Linked DNA regions of Mus musculus: regions 2, 3 and 4 are each linked to region 1. The links are chromatin loops, found by intact Hi-C in ENCODE. Cell type or tissue: left cerebral cortex. All regions are shown on one strand. Region 1 overlaps Nvl (nuclear VCP-like). Region 2 overlaps Wdr26 (WD repeat domain 26). Region 3 overlaps Sde2 (SDE2 telomere maintenance homolog (S. pombe)). Region 4 overlaps Wdr26 (WD repeat domain 26).

Region 1 (5,000 bases):
GACAGTGCTGCACAGAGAAACCCTGTGTAGCTGTCTCTTTTTGCTAACTTTGGCTACTTTGTGGGTTCTTCTTTCTTCCACCCTTTCAACCCCTTAAACTAGATAGGAAAGAAAAAGGGGTAGAAAGGAAAGGGGGTGTTATCATTAGACTGTTTTCTGCTGACTAGGGGCAACTGGTTCCATAGGGCAAGTCTGATCTTTGCTATCAGAATATCTAGTTTCTTCTTTCTTCTTGCATAGGACTACTTAACAGACCACACCAATAGCAAACAACCAACAACCCACCACACCTCTTGGGGACCCTAGCATTTTATATGATCTCTGAAAAGTACCCAGAATTTCAAACGTCAACACTATCTCAAAAACTGATGCTGGCAAAATCACGCCTGTTAGAGCATAAGGCAAATCGTAGTCAGATGTTGTGGACAAACTGAAACCAGTATCCCACACTTAGCATTAAAACAAAAGCATGAGCTGGGTGTGGTGGTGCGAAAAAACAAAAACAAAAAAACAAAAAACAAAAAAAAACCCTAAAGCATATTCCCATAATATTTCTGTGTTTTTCAAAGAAAACAATCCAAAATTGTCAGCTACAATCTTGTCTCAAAAAACAAAACAAAACAAAAAAACAAAACAAACCACCTCATTAGCAGCTGAGCTTAGACATGTTGCTGGTTGCCTTGGAACTTGTCCTATAGACTGAGCTGCCTTAAATTTGAGGCAGTCCTGCTTCTGCCTCCTGACTGCTGGGACTCTGCTCATTAGTAACTTCTTGTATTAACTGTGTTGAAAGGAGAGTGTTCGGGGTGTGTTAATTAAAATAGATTTGTTGGTAGATGAGTGTGGCTCAGTGGTTCATTTAGTGCTTAGAATATGTAAGGCTCTGGGTTCAGTAGTTTGCACCTATGAAATGCCTCTTTATTGTCTACATTTAAGTGTGTGTTGTTAGTGTGCTGTGAGGTGTACACAGTGATATATACAACATGTGTGACTTGTGATGTGCTTCTCCTGAACAGTGCTGCTGTAACTCGTTTCTCAGCACCAAGCCTTGGTCTGGCGGATTCTTTCATGTGTGCCTACGTGCACATGAGCGTGTTTATTTGCAAATGCATGTGTGAGTCACATACCAGAGAGCAATGTCAGATGTCTCTCAATTGCTCTCTACCTTTTCTTTGAGAAAGAACAGTCAGCCGGTCACTGGTGACTCATGCCTGAGTTTCAAGGCTACCCTGGTTTCAGAGTGAATTCCAGGACAGCCAGGGCTACCCAGAGAAACCCTGTAATAACAACAAAAACAACAGAATAAACTTAAAGCACACACGGAAAAGGGGATGTCTGTGATCTCAAAATATCTCACTAAATGTGAGGCTTTCTAGTTGTGCTATCCTGGCTCACCAGCAAGCTATAGGCATATAGCTATAGCATCCTCTTGTCTATAGGCATATAGCTATAGCATCCTCTTGTCTATAGGCATATAGCTATAGCATCCTCTTGTCTATAGGCTATAGCATCCTCTTGTCTATAGGCATATAGCTATAGCATCCTCTTGTCTATAGGCATATAGCTATAGCACCCTCTTGTCTATAGGCATATAGCTATAGCACCCTCTTGTCTTTGCCTTGCCAGCACTGGCATTACAGACCGACCTCATTGCACACAGCTTTTTATGTGTGGGTGGGGAGGGGTCTGAACTCAGACCTCATGATTTTATGATACTTTACAAACTGAGACCTATTTTGTTTTGATTTTGGATCTTGAAATAGGCTATTATTATTATTATTATTATTATTATTATTATTATTATTATTATATGTAAGTACACTATAGCTATCTTCAGACACACCAGAAGAGGGCATCAGATTTCATTACAGACAGTTGTGAGCCACCATGTGGTTGCTGGGATTTGAACTCAGGACCTCTGGAAGAGCAGTCAGTGCTCTTAACCGCTGAGCCATCTCTTCAGCCCTTGAAATAGGGTTTTTTTTTGTAGCCTAGTCTAACTTTGAAATTGTTATGAGGCTAAAAATGCCTTAAACAGATTCTTCTGTTTTTACTCCAAAGTGTTGAGGTTGCAGGTTTTCCATTTACACTATTAGTGGGCTGTTCCCCAGTATCTTTACTTTAAGCTACAAGTATTCAACTATCAAGAACATTATTATAATTGGTAAGAACCTGATGTTTATATGCCTCAAGTCTTTTAGAAGAGATTAACTGGCACAGGTGAGAAAAAAATTATCAAATAAAAAATTTAAGCTTTCAGGTTTCTGAAAGAAGGCAGAATCCTTGAGCAAAGAGATTGCGAGTAGTTAGCAGTGCTATAGCACAAATGGATATAGCTGTCCTTGAAGAAACATCTGTTAGCATTGTAATCTGAAATACAGAATTTTTGTATTTTCTCCCCAGATTTTAAAAGACTCTTCTCTTTTGGAAAGTGATAAGAAAAGGAAAGGTAGGGCAAAGGGCAAAGGAAACAAAAGAAAAACAGAGAATCTTCAAGAAGTAGATGGAGAAATAGAAGCTCTTCTGCAAAAGAAAGGTAAGCTGTCAGTAGCAGTGGTGTGGGTGAGCTGTTGATGGCTGTGGTGTGGGTGAGCTGTCGGTGGCAGTGGTGTGGGTGAGCTGTCGATGGCTGTGGTGTGGGTGAGCTGTCGGTGGCAGTGGTGTGGGTATTTTGAATTGTTTTGTTTGAGAACTGTTTGTATGTGGGAAAACCTAGTTGAAAAACATTTTTTTATCTAACGGTTCTTTAGTTGTATTTTTGTATGGAATCACTAATCTCTTTACCTTTTTTGTTTTTTAACAGCCAAAGCAAGGAGTACAGAGTTGCAGATTTCCAATGTGAAGTTTGAAGATGTTGGAGGCAATGATGCAACATTAAAAGTTAGTGCCAATTGAGAAATAACATTAAATGCAATGTGTATATTGTTAACCATTTACACTAACAAAGCCTGCCTATTTTTAATTTAAATGAAAACAAAAATGTATATAGGTGTTCTGCTTGCTTGCATGTATGTTTGTGTACCTGTTGCATGCCTGGTGCCCTCAGAGGTTGGAAGAAGTTGTCAGATTCACTGGAACTGATTTTAACAGACACGTGTGAGCCATCATGTAGATGTTAGGAAACAAACGCAGATTCTCTGCAAGAGCAGCCAGTGCTCTTCACCCCAGCCACCTCTCCAGTCCTTTGGTTTTTAATGTGAAGTAAGTGCAGAAAAAAAGATTGGGAAGGTGAGGTGAGCAAACCTGAACCTTCAGGGTACTAAGCTTTCTGTCTTCACATCTTTAGTTCTAATGTGTGTGAAGTGCATGCCTTGTAAGTCACACTGTTCTGACAGTACTAACAATAATGACATTAATAGTGATCACGGCAGCTTTCTACTGTCTTCTCTGTTACAGTTACTGTTAGTTACTTTTTGTGGTATTTTGTGAGATATTTTTATAGTTTAGGAAATAAAGCATGGAAATGTAGCAGAAATTATGTACATAGCATTAAATGCTGGGACTCAGCTCAAAGCAAAGCCTAAAGCCTGTCTTCTGTTTAGTATATTTTGGTGTTGGGGCATTTCATTCTACTTTGATTCTTTCTTTCTCGAGCTGAGGAAGACATCTTTTATGCTTATTCCTTGGCAGGAAGTCTGCAAAATGCTCATACACATGCGCCATCCAGAGGTATACCAGCACCTTGGTGTCGTGCCCCCTCGTGGAGTTCTCCTGCATGGACCACCAGGCTGTGGGAAGACATTACTTGCACACGCAATAGCAGGGGTGAGGCTAGTTGTTGCTGCATTTCTGTTTGTTTTGTTTGTTTGTGTCTTTGGTCAATTCCAATTAGACCTGGTATCTCTTTAGGAAGCAAATTTAATCAGTAAGAGATTCCCCTTCTCCCTCCTCTCCCTCTCTTTCTTCCTCCCTCATCATCTTCCTCATTGTCTTTTTGTTGTTTTGAGACAAGGGTTTCTGTTTGAGCCTGGCTCACTTGATTTGGCTAGGTCTGCAGCCTAGCAAAACCAGGGGCCATCCTTTTTTTTTTTTTTAAGATTTATTTATTTCATTTATATGAGTACACTGTAGCTGTCTTCAGACACACCAGAAGAGGGCATCAGATCTCATTACAGATGGTTGTGAGCTATCATGTGGTTGCTGGGATTTGAACTCAGGATCGCTGGAAGAGCAGTCAGTGCTCTTAACTGCTGAGCCATCTCTCCAGCCCCTTGGAGCTGTCCTTTACCCTGCCTGTGCTGGGGCTACAGATGTGGAGCTCACTGCCTGCCTTCCCATCTGCACCGTAGTTCCAGACACAGGTTCTCATGCTGCCAAGCACGTTACGCAGATTGAGCCATCCCAGCCTCAGCTTGGTTCATTTACCTTTTCATGCTGCTGCTTACGCTGCTGGGGCTGCTTTTTAATGGATGCAAGTATTGTGTCTGTGACAAAACTTGGGTAGGAAGCAAAAATAGCGTAATTGTAAAGCTAAACATTTAGTTTGCATTGGAGCTGCTTCTCTTTTATCCTAGTCATTCTTAAAATCAGCAAAATATGCAAAATAATGGTTTTCTCTTGGAACTAAATTTATTTAAAATTTCCACTGTTAAAATGCCCTTCTAAAATAGTTTTTAAAAGATCAGTTAGGTTTGTATTAGTCCAGTGTTGTTTGGACTAAGGCACAATTGTAAGTTTAAAGCTATCTTTGGCTTTAAACTGTATATTTCTTCTTATATCAACCACATCCACCTCTGCACTCACAAACACAAAAAGACACTTATTTTGCAAAATAAAGAGTTAGCAGTTCTGTCCTATCAAATTTTTTGGAAACTTATTTCATGATAAAGTATAAGTCCAAGGAACTTTCTAGCAGAGTAGCATATTATTCTAGTCATTAATAGAACAAACTCACTTGTTAAAAGCAACTTGATTTGTCTTTTTAAAAATAAATTTGTTGCTGGGCAGCGGTGGTTCACTCCTTTAATCCCAGCACTTGGGAGGCAGAGGAAGGCGGATTT
Region 2 (5,000 bases), 52 kb before region 1:
CAGGTATTCATGAAAAGTGTAGAATTAGCTATACTCCCGGTATTTTGGAGGCAGTTGTGGGTGGATCTCTTGAGTTCGGTCAGCCAAGACTACATAGTCTCTGTCTCTAAAACAAAGGTACTAATTTATAGGACTGAAAATGTCAGCAGTTTCTTTTGAGTAGGTTTAGAAAGTAAAACATTACTAGTCAGGCATGGCGGCCCATGGCTGTAATCCTTGCACTTGGGAGACTGAGTCGGGAAATTTGCAGTTAAAGGATAGCCTGGACTGTAGTGAATTAGATACCAACCTGGACTCTAAGAGACCCCGGCTCAAAAGTAATAAACAATGTGTGTGGGGCGTGTATGTAGCTCAGTTTATGGAATGTGTGGCTAGCACACTGCAGAGCTCTGAGCTGGCTCCCCACACTGCAGTTGTAGCCGTGGGAAGTGGAGACAGTGGGGTCCTAAACTGAAGGTCCTCCTTGGCTGCGTGGTCAGCCTGGGGTTTAGGAGACCTTGTGTGGGACAATCACAAGAATGCTGAATAAAATAATAATAAATGCCGGGCTGGAAGGGTAGCTCAGCGGTTGAGCGTGTGGCTATTCTAACCCTGCCCATGTAGATCAGACTGTCCCCAAACTCAAAAAGACCCTCCTACATCTGCCTACAGAATGCTGGGATTGAAGGCATGCACCACCATGCCAGGCAATTGTAAGCTACTTAATTAAGCTAAGGTAAATTGTCCTGTGACATGACATGAGTGAAGTGTCCTTGTGCTGTGCAGGTTCCATCTGTCAGTCACATCACTGCCTCACATGACTCTGACGGGTTTTTAGGTTATTGTTTTTAATTTTTTTTTCTTACTACATTACTCTAGTTAGGTGTTTAGAAAGACTCATAGTTGTAGTTGATCTTCGTGGAATAAAGCAGATTTTAATAGGCTATGGAACAGCCTGTTTACTTCTGGGTAGGTCACGCGCTATACTTGAAGGCAGCTCTCTTGCATTCCAGGATCTCCTGGGTAGCTGTTGAGACTTGCTGCTCTCTAGTAAGATGAAGCTTATGGGATTCATCGCTGTTGATCTTAGCATTAGTTCTCCTTTTTCATATCTCAGTGCTGCATGTCATGGTGTTACAGAATAGACCTGGAGTCAAACTCCCATTGCTTAGGTCCTTGTCAAGTTGTTCTCAGAAAGCAGTGCCAGGCATTTCTGAGTGCTTTGTTGTTGTTTTGGATTTTCTGTTAGGACCTGGACGGAAATCTTCTGGACTCCTGGGAAGGAGTGCGAGTACAGTGCCTGTGGTGCTTGAGTGACGGGAAGACTGTGCTGGCTTCCGACACGCACCAGAGAGTCCGGGGCTACAACTTTGAGGACCTGACAGATAGAAACATGTAACTATTAATTGGTTTCCATTAGAACAGGCATAGTGGTGGCCCATGCCTTTAATCCCAGGACTAGGGAAACAGAGGCAGGCAGGTCTGTGAGTTCCAGAGCAGCCAGGACTGCACAGAGAAAACCTTGTCTTGAAAAGAGAGAGAGAGAGGGCGGGGAGCTGGGGTGGGGGTGGGGGTGGAACCAAGGAAGGAAGGGAAGAGAAAGAAATGCTCTAATTTATACCAAAATGTGTATTTGGGCTTTTTCAGAAAAGCAATTTTTTGTTTGTTTTTTATTTTGATTGGTAATCTGAATTGGCATCTAGGTAGTACATGTTAACTCATTTTATATATGTATATAAATGGCAAAATATCATTTAAGCTATAATAGTTTATAGTCTCTTATAATTTGAAGTTCTTGACTATTGCTTTGCTGCTCCTGACCAGCTCTTTCTGATTACAGAGTACAGGAAGATCATCCTATTATGTCATTTACTATTTCCAAAAATGGCCGATTAGCTTTGTTAAATGTAGCAACTCAGGTATGTTTTTTTAACATTTAAAAAATTTTGTTTTAGTGAGAATTTGCTTTTGTTGTATTAGTACAAGTGTTAACTATCTGTGTTTAGTGCTTAATGTGTAGGCATCAAAAATAAGTTAGCTGAAATACAGACCTTTTTGACAAATAGAAAATGACAATGCTCCAATAGGAAAGGAATATTCACAATTACTGCTAATTCTGTTGAGACTGGATGTGGTAGACCACACCTTCCATCCCAGAACTGGCTGATTTTTATTAAGAGCAGCCTGGTGTACACAGCAGCTCCAAAGCCAGCTGGGCTAGACCAGTGGCTCTCAGCCTGTGGGTCACAACCCCTCTCTGGGTGGAAGACCTTTTCATGGGGGTCACCTATCAGATATCCTGCATATCAGATGTTTACAGTAAGATTCATAACAGTAGCAAAATTAGTTATGAGTAGCAACAAAATAATTTTATGGTTAGGGGTCAGCACACCATGAGGAACTGCATTAAACGGTCCCAACATTAGGACTTTAGAGCCATTGAGCTAGGTAGTCTCTTAAAAAACAAAATAAACTACTAAGCTGAGTGATACTGTATATGCCTGTACTTAGGAGGGCCAGGTGAAGTGCTGAACGCCTTTAATCCCAGCATTAGGGCAGCGAGGCAGGTGGATCTCTTTGAGTTTGAGGCCAGCCCGTTCTACAGAATGAGTTCCAGGGAAGCCTGGGGCATACAGTGAGATTAACTTAAAAAAAAGCTCCACACACAGTGCAGGCAAAAACTGCTAGGGCTACAGAGTTGAGCTGTCTCAGAAAACAGCAGCAACAAAACCTTTTTTTTCCTACAGGGAGTTCATTTATGGGACTTGCAAGACAGAGTTTTAGTAAGGAAATATCAAGGTGTTACCCAAGGGTTTTATACAATCCACTCGTGTTTTGGAGGCCATAATGAAGACTTCATTGCTAGTGGCAGCGAAGGTAAAGTATCCTGTCCTCACTGGGGCAGAGCTCTCCCAGCTTCTCAGCAAGCGGGAGCTGTGCTATTACATTCCTTAGTCAATTACTCAGTCCATTCTCAATGTTACCTTTTGGGGGGTGGCTTGAGTCCTTAATGTTGTTGTTGTTGTTGTTGTGTTTTGATTGTTTATTTTCCTATGTATTGTTGGTGATGGAACCCAAGGCCTCCTTGAACATTTTCACATGAACCCCAACTCACAGGAATCTGCCCACCTCCCAAGTTCTGGAAGCAAAGATGCCTGTCTGTTGTCATACTTTTCAAACCTGTGCTCCTTCATTGAAATACAGCAAGCCACCAGGCATAGTAGTGCATTCCCCGAGTCCTAGCTCTTGAAAGGTAGAGCAGTGCGCTCATTTCACAAATTTCCACACTGACCCCTTGGTTCACCAATAGATTGTCATAATAAAGTTGATTTATCCTTGAGTTCTGCTCTCAGATTAGAACCATCGTCGTGTAATTAGCTTATCTTTACGGTGTAGTGGATTTAATTCTTTTTATGGTCACTTTATGAGATTAGCATCTTCCACAAACTACACGTAAGGTACAGATATAAATAAGGTGTTTGTCTACAGTAATCCCTAACTGCATTTAGGCCGTGAGAGGTAGCTTCACTTCGTTACCTCTGTGCAGTGTGGGAGAAGCATAGTACCCTCCTCATAGCATGGTGACAGTTTAATTACATTAAGTAGTCTCAATCGTTGCTGGTTTTCAGTTTGGATATCTTGGTTTTTTTCTGTCACCTAAGGTCTCCGTAGAATGTATTATCATCTCTATTCTGTACTATGTATTATTATTCTTCATTGTAATTGGAGTTTTTCTGTTAAAAAATGCTATTATGTGTTTGTGTCTGTGTGCACACATGAGTGTGAGTGTGGATGCCTCTAGAGGGACCACCTTATGTAGGTGCTTGGGCATTGATTGAACTCTGCCAGCAAACATTCCTAACAGCTGAGCCATCTTAACCATCTTGCCCCAGATTGATTATAATTATTTATCAGTCATACATGGACAAACTCTTACAAATGTTTTTGTGATTTTTGGAAAGGAAAAAGGTAACATGGCTTTCACATTATTTTTGTAATTTATTAAACTGTCCATATATATGTCCTCCGTGTAACCTGTACTATTGAAGAATCTTCTGTGTGTAGTAACGTGGGGTAACGTGTGTAGTAACGTGGGGTCAGTGATTTTGTTAATAACACAGCTTTCTAACATTTCTCTGAATTGCTGTACATTTAGATCACAAGGTTTACATCTGGCACAAACGTAGTGAACTGCCAATTGCGGAGCTCACAGGGCACACGCGCACAGTAAATTGTGTTAGCTGGAACCCACAGATTCCATCCATGATGGCCAGTGCCTCAGACGATGGCACTGTTAGAATATGGGGACCAGCACCTTTCATAGACCACCAGAATATTGAAGGTAAGGCCGTGCAGTCCGTGTTGTCTGTAGATGAAGCGTCACTCTGAGTTAACAGCATGTTTACATAGCGCATTAAACATGGAATATGTCTTTTTTTTCTCACCTATCTCAATTTATAGAAAGAATTTAAGAAATCTAGGATTAGGTTTTATTGTTTTTGGAGAGGCAATGAAGAAAGTAAGCTAGCCTAATGCCTGTGCTTTTGTGGGATATGGGAGGGGGACACAGGATGGCCCCCAGGGGCTGTCAGGCAAGGGCAGCAGCAAATGAGACTTTGTCTTGAACTGGAAGGTTGTCCTTTGACCTCCACATATCTTACCACCTCCTTGCATGCACACAGAAGTCTATTAACATGTTGTTTTGTCCTGCTATTTAAATGTGACATTACATGAAATACTCTATATACATATGAGAACTAACAAATGTATAAAACTTGAGAAACTTTAGTTTTAATGATCATCATTTTGGGATTATCCTAATACCTTAGCACTGTATATAGAATGTGCTATACTAACATGAACTGTGTCTGATGGTGAGGGACGGAAGAAACTAAAACGCCCTGTGCTGCCTTTGTGCCGAGTAGTGTGCTCAGAGTATTTGCTCTCACATATGTTCATGGTCTTGTAAGAGAAACATTTTTATTTTCATTTTATAGGGAAGGAACCAAAATATGGCAGAG
Region 3 (5,000 bases), 270 kb after region 1:
CTATTTTAAGGCAGTGCCATTCGCTGTATTTTCTCCCTGCTACTGACTAGACACACTCACGACAGCGACAAGCATACAGTTCCTCCCCAGTCCCACAACAGGGTCTCATATACTCAAAGCTAAATTTGAATTTGCTTATGTAGCTGAAGCTGGCCTTGAACTCCTCATCCTCCTCATCCTCCTGTCTCTGCCTCTCAAGGGCTAGGATACAGGCACACACCACCATACCTGGCATCTGTTTTTGGCTTTTTAAGACTGGGTCTTGCTATGTATGTATCCCTGGCCTAAAACATTTAGCAGCACTCCTGCCTCTGCCTCCCTCCCATGTGCTGGGGTGTTAGAGGTGAGGCCCAGCACTCCCAGCTCAGAACATGTTGTTAACGTTACTCTTTCTTTTCAGATTTCACCAGTTATAATACAGAGCAAGCCTACTCTCATAATTTTATCATAAGAGCAGGCACCCAAAGGCTAATACTGGTGGGTAGCCACTCTTACTCTGTGCTCCACGAGCTTCGAGCGTTCAGTACTAGCTACGTAAGGAGACCAACGTGCTTCCACTTACATGGTGATTAAAGAAGATGTGTGTGATGGGCTCGCAGCTGTTCTACCTAAAACACCTTTACAGACTTTCAGACGAAACTCAACACTTCTAAGGCCCTGCAAGGATTTTTCTTCCTTCTTAAAGTTTTATTTAATTTTATGTGTATGGGTATTTTGCCTGCAGGTATGTCTTGAGAACTGTGTGTGTGCTTGGTGCCCTCATAGCCAGGGAGGCGAGGGGGGGGGGAGGGGGGGAGATCAGATCCTTTGGAACCAGAGTTAAAGACAGCTGTGTGTGCATGTGCGTGCTGAGAATCAAACCCAGGTCCTCTGGCAGAGAGGCCAGTGCTCTCTTAACTGAGCCATCTCCCCCGCTCCCTGAAACGTAATGTCCTTCCTGTGTGTGACATGTGTGGGCATGTGTGTGAGGACAACTCTGGCTCTGCCCTCTCCTTTCACCTTCACAAGAGCGCTAGGGATAGTCCTTGCCATGTAGGGGCTGGAGAGATGGTTCAGCTCTTAAGCTAAAGGTCCCAAATAAAAGGACAAAAAGGACAGAATGTGAGACTTAGATTTAATGATAAAAGAAATGGGTTTTTCTCTTCTATAGGAAAGACCTTTATATCCAGGTGACAATTATTTTGTCTCACATAAGAAAGAAAACTCTAGGGGGCGGTGTGTGTGTGTGTATACATATCTTTGATCGCAGCAATCGGGATGCAGAGGGTCAGTCTGGTCTACATAGTGAGTTCCAGGACAGCAGAGGCTACACAGAAAGACCCTGTCTCAAAAAAAGAAAAAGAAAAGGAAAGGAAAAGAAAACCACAAGCCTCAATTTAGTAGTAGGAAACATAGCGCACTTGATCAACTTGAAAGTACCAATATAGACTTGTTATTGCATGTATAAAGAAATAAACAGTGGGCTAGAAAGAAGGCTCAATGTTCAAGAACATCCACTGCCCTATCATGCGGCCTGGAGTTTGGATATTAGCCGCAGGTGGTTCACAAATACCTGTAACACCAAGGGATCAGACACCCTCTTCTGGACTATCTGGGCAACCATACACACTCATGAATATACACACAAAGACAGACAGACAGACAAACAGACACACACACACAAATAAATACAAGTCAGGCATGGTAGTGTGAGTTTCATCTCAGCACCTGGGAAGATATCTATGAGTTTGAGGCCAGCCTGGTCTACATAGTGAGTTCCAACACAGCCAGGGCCACACAGTGAGACTCTGTCTTAAACAGGGCTTCTCTTCTCTATGAAACCTGCCATCACTGCCACTTGCTCTCTTGGTCCTCTGGGTCCTCAGCTATGGGTGCACTTGCCCCACATCCTGCCCTCCCTCCCTCCCTCCTTCCCTCTCTCCCTCCTTCCCTCCTCATCTCCAATCCCCCACGGCCCAATTCCATCTGAACCCTTTTCAGATGCCACTGGCTGTACTCTCTCTCCTATCTACATTAAAAACCTTCTCCTCAACCATAAAACAAACAAACAAACAAAAAAAAAACACTTAAAAAAAAAGAAGAAAAGAAAAAGAAAAATTCCAAACGAGGCCAAATGTGAAGCTCTATCTTAGAACTGAAAAACATGGCACCAAGGACTCCACCTAGTGGCAGAACAGTGAAATTTCAGAGCTTAGAGGACAAGCTTCTCTCATCTGTGGGATTAAATGGTTTTCACTAAGCAGCTGTTGGGGAAGAGGCACATCTGCATCTTAACCCTTTACTGTGCAGATCAGACACTACTGCAACCCCCCACCAAAAACAAACTAACAAACAACCCAAACCCCTGCAGTAGATTACTTTGTAGTCATAGATTTTGAAGGCTGAGAAGAATTACACTGAGTTCAAGGCAGCCTGGACTAGAGAGTCCCAAGCCAGACACAGAAGTGAGACCCTATCTTAAACAAAACAACAAAACCAACCAGACTAAATGGATGGAGAGAGCTCGGAGGCTAAGCGCACCACCTGCTCTCCCAGAGGACATGGCCTGGAACCCCAGTGGACCAATGCCCTCCTTCAGTCTCTGTGGGTGCCATACATGCGCTTCCCACACAAACACACATGCAAGCAGATCAGTCATACACGTAAGAAAAACATTAGAAGAGAAATGGCAAGGGCTGGGTTGGTGGCTCATGTCTGTCATCCCAGTGCTGGAGAGGTAGAGGCAGGAAGACCTTCACTTTGGGGCCAGCCTGGTCTACATAGCAAGTTCCAGAGCATGCACCCCAGTGCTCTCACTCGCTATTTCTGTTGTTGCTGTTGTTTGTTTGTTAAGATTTATTTATTTTCATGTATATGTGTACACTGTAGCTGTCTTCAGACACACAAAACTCGGCATCAGATCCCATTACAGATGGTTGTGAGCCACCATGTAGTTGCTGGGAATTGAACTCTTGAAGAGCAATCTGTGCTCTTTACCACTGAGCCATCTCTCCAGTCTGTTTGCTTGGTTTTGTTTGTCTGTCTGTCTGTCTGAGATATGGTTTCTTTGTGTAGCCCTGGCTGCCCTGAAAACTCGCTCTGCAGACCAGGCTGGCCTAGTGCTGGGACTAAAAGTGTGCACTACACCCCCACCCCCAGTCCCTGTTAAGAGTGAAAACAAGACCCCAACATACTGTGTCTCCTGAGTTGTTTCCCTCCAGATTAGCAGCAGGGACACTTTTCCTGTCTTCTCCAGACAAAACCATGGCAGCTCTGTCCCCACCAGACATTCCTGTCTTTTGGTCCTTTTCTGTGGCCTCATGACTCTCTGTTTCCTTCCTTGCTGGCGTCTCCTCTGGGTCTGTGACTGTCTTCCTCTCGTTGCACTCCTTGTCAGAGGTCTCTCCTGGCTCAGTTCCTGTGTTCTCCAAAATGCCCTGCCCAGGCTCGGTCACGGGGCACTGAAGCTTTTCAGGTGACTCAGAGTGTGTACCAGAGGCCGAGCTCCGAGGACTGCCAGGTCGGTCGGCTGCCACCTCTACAGCATCAATGCCGTCTTCCCGAGCACAGCAGCTCTGCTCCGAAGTCCCAGGAGCATCCTCACTGTCATCCTCTGAGCTGTCCTCTGAGCTTCCAGTACTGGACCCCTCGGCAGCCTCCAGCCCATCCATGCCCAACCTGTGGGGAGAAGCAGAAGGGCGTGACTCCATTCCCAGCCTATCCCTTTCTCCCTGCATGGAGGATTCTCTGTCTAAGGAACACAGGCTAGCTTAAAATGGCAAGTAGGCAAGTTTCAGAAAAGTATGTTCTGAAGCATAAACAGAAGGGGAAACAACTCAAGAGGGCTGCATTCAACCACTGTAAAGCCAGACGCGAGCGCCATGTTCTCGCCAGTACCCTCAGACCTAAGCACTTTGTTTTTTTTTTTTTTAAAGACTTATTTATTTATTTTATATAAGTACACTGTAGCTGTCTTCAGACACACCAGAGAAGAGCATCAGATCTCATTACAGATGGTTGTGAGCCATCATGTGGTTGCTGGGATTTGAACTCATGACCTTTGGAAGGGCAATCAGTCCCTAAGCACTTTCATATGGCTTTTTACTGTGTCTAACTATCAATTACTGTGTCTAACTATCAACAGTTGGAATTGATACAGAAAGGGAAAGTTCCAAGGGTAATTTTAGGAGAATAGCGTGTGCGCGCACCCACCCATACACACACACACACACAGACCACATACACACCCAAATGTATTGTTCAGATTCTGCCAAATGGCTTCAGTGTGTACAGGGCACAATCAACACAATCTGAAGCTCTGAGTGCTCCCAGCAATGCTACTTAAAAACGTGCTTGTTTGAGCCCTGAGTGTGGAGCCCACGTTGGTGATCTGCAATCCAAGCAGAGAAGGCTGACACAGGAGAGCCCCAAGGCTGAAGGGCAGCCTGGCAGGCAGAGCAGTACCCTATTTCACATAAATATTAGAAACAAAGAAACAAACAAAAGAAAATCGGGGGCTGGAGAGATGGCTCAGTGGTTAAGAGCACCAACTGCTCTTCCAAAGGTCCTGAGTTCAATTCCCAGCAACCACATGGTAGCTCACAACCATCTGTGATGGGATCTGATGCCTTCTTCTGGTGTGTCTGAAGACAGCTACAGTGTACTCATATACATAGAATACATACATCTTAAAAATTAAAAAAAGAAGAAAATCAGGAGAAGGGGGGAGGGGAGGACTGGCACTTGTGCCAACAGATAAGGTGGAAACGGCACACAGGTCCTCCAAGATCAATGTGGAGGAAACAGGAAGGACTTACCAAAAGCATTTCCTTTTCCTTTTTTTTGCACTAGTTTCCTGGTCCGTTTTTGACTTGTTAGGCCGTTTCCGAGTCTCAGTGATTTCTGCTGATACCATCTTGCTGGATGCAGCCTGCATACCTAAATGAAAATTTAGCCATTGCTATCAGGATACAATCTATAATCTGAAGCTCTGTATTTAGTAACAAGTTTTCACACAGACT
Region 4 (5,000 bases), 62 kb before region 1:
GCTGCAGTTTTTCTCTCTTGCCTCAGACCCGAGTGCAGTGTGGCTATTGCTCTGGTTAAACATAGCAAATCCAAATAGATATTCTCTACCTCTTACTCAGACCTGCTAAGGCTGTTTTTTACACTTAAATTCTTTTTTATTATTTTTGTTTTTCACGTGTATGATATATATGCTTGAGTGAATGTTTTTACATGTGTGGGCCCTTGTGTGTGGAAACACATACACATGTACATGTGGGTGCATCTGTGTGGAGGCCCAAGGTTGGTGTTGGAAATCTTCCTCAGTTGTTGTTCCACTTTATTCTTTTGAGACAGGGTCTCTCGCTGAACCTGGAGCTCAGCACTCCCAGCAAGTCTCTAGCCAGCTTGCTCCAGGGGCCCCTGCCTCCACCTTCAAAGGCTGGAGTTGCAGGCTGGCCATCATATCCACCTGGCCTTTACATGGGGTTCAGGCATCTGAACTCCCGTCCTCTTGCTTGCATGTAAGAACTTCAGCTGCCAAGCCTTCTTTCCCACCCCTGCATTTCCTGACTCAGGGAGAATCTACCTACCCAGTTTACCAAGCCGGAAAACCAGGAGCCAGCCCGCTGTTCATTCTAGAGGTAGATTTTAAGGACACTAAGTGATTAACACCAGGCATTAACTCAGTAAGTTGTACCCTTCCTTGCCAAACTGGAAAATAGAGCCTCACTTTAATTCCTTAAGTTTAGCTGGAGGTCTTCAAAAGAAAAGTTGATCATTTTTAGCCATCTGGTTTATTTTCTTCTAGAAAAGTAGATTTTAGCATTGGAGCTAGAAATTCTCTGAAATTACATGTAAACATTGAGAGTGGTCCATTCTTTCCTCTCTGGAGAGTTGCTGAATCCTGACACTGGACACCCATGTGAGCACTGGAGAGGAGAGGCTTTTGTCAGTTATGTGCTCATAGTTTTGGTTAAATTTAACTAGTAAGGAATAGATTTTTTGAAAAAGGAGAAATGATTTTCTGAGCTTTTTTTTGTTTTAACACCAGTAATTAATGGAAGTATGTTTTCATAGGCTGCTTTATAAATGTTAATTTTTTAGTAAAGGATAATTACAAATATTTGTAGACACAATTTAAAGATTGACTTTGGTCAAAATGTTACACTTAACTGTTTTCTTTCACATGGTACTGATTTTTAATACCATCTTAAATTTTAAATTTTTTGAAAGCAGACATCAACTATCAGTTGTGTATCTGAAAAAGGCCATTAAATTTGCATGTTACTGTAGTCTTTATTTTTAAATTAAAAAAAAAAAAGATTTTATTTTATGCATGTGAATGTCCTGCCCTGTGCACTATGTGCATGCCTGGGGCCCACAGAGCCCAGATGGGTGTAACAGATGTCCTAGGACGAGTCACAGACAGTTGTGAGCCACCATGTAGGTGCTGGGAACTGAGCTTGGGTCTTCCTACAAGAGCAGCATGTGCTCTTACCCACTGAGCATTCTCTCCAGCCCCGCCTTTTCTTAATAAAGATTGAATAATAAAATAACTGACAGCTGTCAATAGATGAAATGATTTATGCTCTGTAATTTTGAGTCAGTCCTTACGTAAAATGTAATTTGCTAATCTAAATGAATCTTTTTTACTGTGTTTAACTTTAGGCATTTAAACTTTTTTTAATTGAAATTCAGTCTTAGAAAAATATGTAAACTTGACATTTAAAAAATTAGTGCAGCTTATCTTAGGCTCAAATTGTAGTTCAGGTACTAATAGTTTTGTGAAAATCTGGTAAGATACTTGGTTTTTTGAGCCTTGTAAAAATGGTGTTGATAAAATTTCTCTTGTCAAATTAGTTTCAAGAATACTAGCCGGGCGTTGTGGTGCACACCTTTAACCCCAGCATTTGGGAGGCAGAGGCAGGTGATTTCTGAGTTCGAGGCCAGCCTGGTCTACAAAGGGAGTTCCAGGACAGCCAGGGCTTTACAGAGAAACCCTGTCTCAAAAAACCAAAAAAAAAAAAAAAAAAAAAACGATACTAATTGTTGAATGGCTCAGCATTCAGTGGCTCAGTAGTTAAGAGTACTTGTTCTTGAGGAGGGCTCAGGTTTTGTTCCCAGCACCTACATGGACCTACATGGTTAACAGCTGTCTCTAACTCCAGTTCCAGGGTGTCCAGTGCCGTCTTCTAGCTTCTGTGGACATCTGTGGATACTGCACACAAGGGTACACAAACATAAATGCAGACAACACCCATATACATGAGACAAAAGTAAAGTTTAAAACAGTATCCTTTGAAAGGTATCACATACAATACTTGGTACTGTACATGCCAATACATGCTTAATAAAATACAAATATGTGTAATTTCAGTTCAGAAAAATAACTTTAATAATTGATGTACTTTTTAGTTAAGTAATCTAAAAGTTTAAGGTTGCCAAGTATTACCTCCTAAAGCTAATTGTAACCTGTCAGGCCGATGAGGTGACAGTGCTCTTCTCTCTATGTGCATACCAGTACACGTTTCTTTTGACATGGTCTTGCTGTGTTGCCCATGCTGGTCTCAAACTCTTGGGCTCAGTCGGTCTTCCTGCCAGAACTTCAGGTGCTGGGACCATAGGCTCTTGCCACTATCTTAGCTTCTGTTATTTATTGGTTGGGGGAAAAAAATTAGAGAAGACTTTTGAAGTCTTCGGTGATAAATTTAAAAGTGTGACCTTAAGCAAAAGTCATACCTGCTTGCCTATTATTAATCCAGTACTTGGAAGACTGAGGCAGAAAGATAAAGCGTTTCAGATAAGACTGAGCTGTAGTAGTAAGAAGCAGCCTCAAAATGGAGTCGGAGGTCTGGAGACGTACATGGCCCAGTGGTTAAAAGATCCCTTGCTGTTCTTGGTGGTTTGGTTCCCAGTACTCACATGGTAGCTCACTACTGTAACTCCAGTTCCAAGGAACCTGACACCCTCTCCTGGCTTCCACGGGTACATGAGGCATGCGTGTGATGCGCACACACATATGTAGGTGAAACACAACACGTTCCCTGCAAGAGTTGTTTCTATCCTTTCATCATGTGGGTCCCGGGAATTGAACCAGGTTGTCGGGCTTGACAGCAAACACTTTACCCATTGAGCCGTCTTGCTAGCCCCTCTCATCAGTTTTTAATGAGTGCGTGCATGTGTGTCACAGCACGTGTGTGGAGGCAGTGGGCAGCATTGGGACTTAGGGTTGTCAGTAGGTCAGCTGACCAGCAGGCAGTTTCCCATCTCACTGCCACCTCCATTTTCTTTTGTCATACCAAGTCTTTGACAATAGCTTACCGATTTTACATGCTTTAAAATGCTACATTGTTCCTAGTTCCTTGTAAAACAACCGTCATTCATCTATAAAGTGGGTAAACAATTCATGAATAATAATTTATATGAATTGTTTTAATCAGACCAAGTAGCGTTCAGAAGGTAGAAAAAAAGTAAGCTTTAGGTTGAATTAGATTTTATATTAACAGATTTTCATTAGAGTTGGCTTGGAAAAAAAAGTATTTAATAATGTTTCATTTTTCAACATTCCAAAGTAAATTTTACTCTTGAGTTGTAAGTGCATTCATGTTTATATTGAGGTTTGTGATGTGATCGCCCAAAGTTCTCTCAGTTGTGAAATGTCCTCATTGCTGAATATGCTTTGAAAGAATAATTATGTGCGGATTTGTTTGTTTTAGGAGGCAGTTTCCCTGTTACACTCAACAGATACTTACAGAGCATTGTAATGAAGTGTGGTTCTGTAAATTTTCTAATGATGGCACTAAACTAGCAACAGGATCAAAGGATACCACAGTTATCATATGGCAAGTTGATCCGGTATGTATTCCTCTGTGTGTGTGTACTTACATAGTTTAGATTTGTTTGTGTGTGTCAGCATATGTGCATGTGCATCATATGTGCGCCTTACTTGCATCGGCCTGAAGAATGCATCTGATCCAAGTTATTCCATGGCTATGAACCACTGTGTAGATTCCAGCAATTTAAACCCAGGTCCTATGCCAGAGTAACAGTACGAGGCTCTCTCTCCAGCCCTGAAAGGGTATTTTTGAATCTTAACTCACTAGTTACCTTTTTGTTGTTATTTTCTTTTTTTTTTTTTTTTTTTTTTTTAAAGATTTATTTATTTATTATATGTAAGTACACTGTAGCTGTCTTCAGACACTCCAGAAGAGGGCGTCAGATCTTGTTACAGATGGCTGTGAGCCACCATGTGGTTGCTGGGATTTGAACTCTGGACCTTCGGAAGAACAGTCGGGTGCTCTTACCCACTGAGCCATCTCACCAGTCCCCTTGTTGTTATTTTCTAAGACCAGTTTCTCTGTGTATCTCTGGCTGTCCTGGAACTCACTCTGTAGACCAAACTGCCTCAAACTCGGAGATCTACCCGCCTCTGCCTCCTGAGTACTGGGATTAAAAATGTGAGCCACCACATGCCTACTTAGTTTTAATGTACACATGTATAAGTCCTCTGGAAGTCCCTTTTGGTCATATTTGTCACTTGATTTTTGTTGTTGTTGTCATTGTTTATTTATTTATTTTTGAGAGAGGTTCTTATTCAGCTTCCAAGGCTTTTGGAGAACTTCCTTCCTGAACCCTGGGCAGGTACAGATTTATCATCATGCCTGACAATGTTAATCACTTTTTTCCAATTTTTTTCCTGTTTGGGTTTTTCTTTTTCTTTCTTTCTTTTTTTTTTTTTTTTTTTTTTTTCCTAAGACCGGGTTTCTCTGTGTAGCCCTGGTTGTCCTGGAACTCACTCTGTAGACCAGGCTGGCCTCGAACTCAGAAATCGGCCTGCCTCTGCCTCCCGAGTGCTGGGATTAAAGGCGTGCGCCACCACTGCCCGGAGTGTTTTTCTTTTTTTATGTTCATAGATTGATATTATTCCAGTTGTACATACAGTGTTAAGTACTAGAGATTGTGCCAAGTTGGTATGCATTATTTGACTGAGTGACTTGGATGTGCTGAAATACGGTGTCTTGAATTGCGATGAGGAAACTG

What was found. Hi-C counts contacts between places; a loop is a spot of excess contacts. Peaks named below come from ENCODE experiments on the same cell type or tissue, not always from the same donor. Only the 100,000 strongest peaks of a DNase experiment are listed, where the experiment ranks them.
Region 2: it touches region 1 in a loop (1.8-fold over the local background); 9 of 42 quality-filtered maps call a loop at or near these places.
Region 3: it touches region 1 in a loop (2.8-fold over the local background); 4 of 42 quality-filtered maps call a loop at or near these places.
Region 4: it touches region 1 in a loop (2.8-fold over the local background); 11 of 42 quality-filtered maps call a loop at or near these places.

What each region holds. Positions count from the first base shown.
Region 1 is chr1:181,128,274-181,133,273 of GRCm38, reverse strand. Nvl (nuclear VCP-like) reads left to right here. Exons shown (of 23, transcript NM_026171.2): 7 at 2,404-2,536; 8 at 2,804-2,880; 9 at 3,631-3,765. Among named protein-coding and RNA genes, the nearest start is that of Nvl, 13 kb to the left of the region's middle. In left cerebral cortex, no CTCF peak of the experiment used is centred here; a DNase peak (open chromatin) is centred at 2,614.
Region 2 is chr1:181,180,625-181,185,624 of GRCm38, reverse strand. It overlaps Wdr26 (WD repeat domain 26), which reads left to right. Exons shown (of 14, transcript NM_145514.5): 10 at 1,229-1,374; 11 at 1,820-1,898; 12 at 2,727-2,856; 13 at 4,136-4,321. Among named protein-coding and RNA genes, the nearest start is that of Gm38664, 28 kb to the left of the region's middle. In left cerebral cortex, no CTCF peak of the experiment used is centred here; no DNase peak of the experiment used is centred here.
Region 3 is chr1:180,861,015-180,866,014 of GRCm38, reverse strand. Sde2 (SDE2 telomere maintenance homolog (S. pombe)) reads right to left here. Exons shown (of 7, transcript NM_145943.1): 5 at 4,797-4,917; 6 at 3,174-3,657. Among named protein-coding and RNA genes, the nearest start is that of Sde2, 12 kb to the right of the region's middle. In left cerebral cortex, CTCF peaks have their summits at 1,172 (motif pointing right) and 2,173 (motif pointing left); a DNase peak (open chromatin) is centred at 2,201.
Region 4 is chr1:181,190,576-181,195,575 of GRCm38, reverse strand. Wdr26 (WD repeat domain 26) reads left to right here. Exons shown (of 14, transcript NM_145514.5): 7 at 3,677-3,815. Among named protein-coding and RNA genes, the nearest start is that of Gm38664, 18 kb to the left of the region's middle. In left cerebral cortex, no CTCF peak of the experiment used is centred here; no DNase peak of the experiment used is centred here.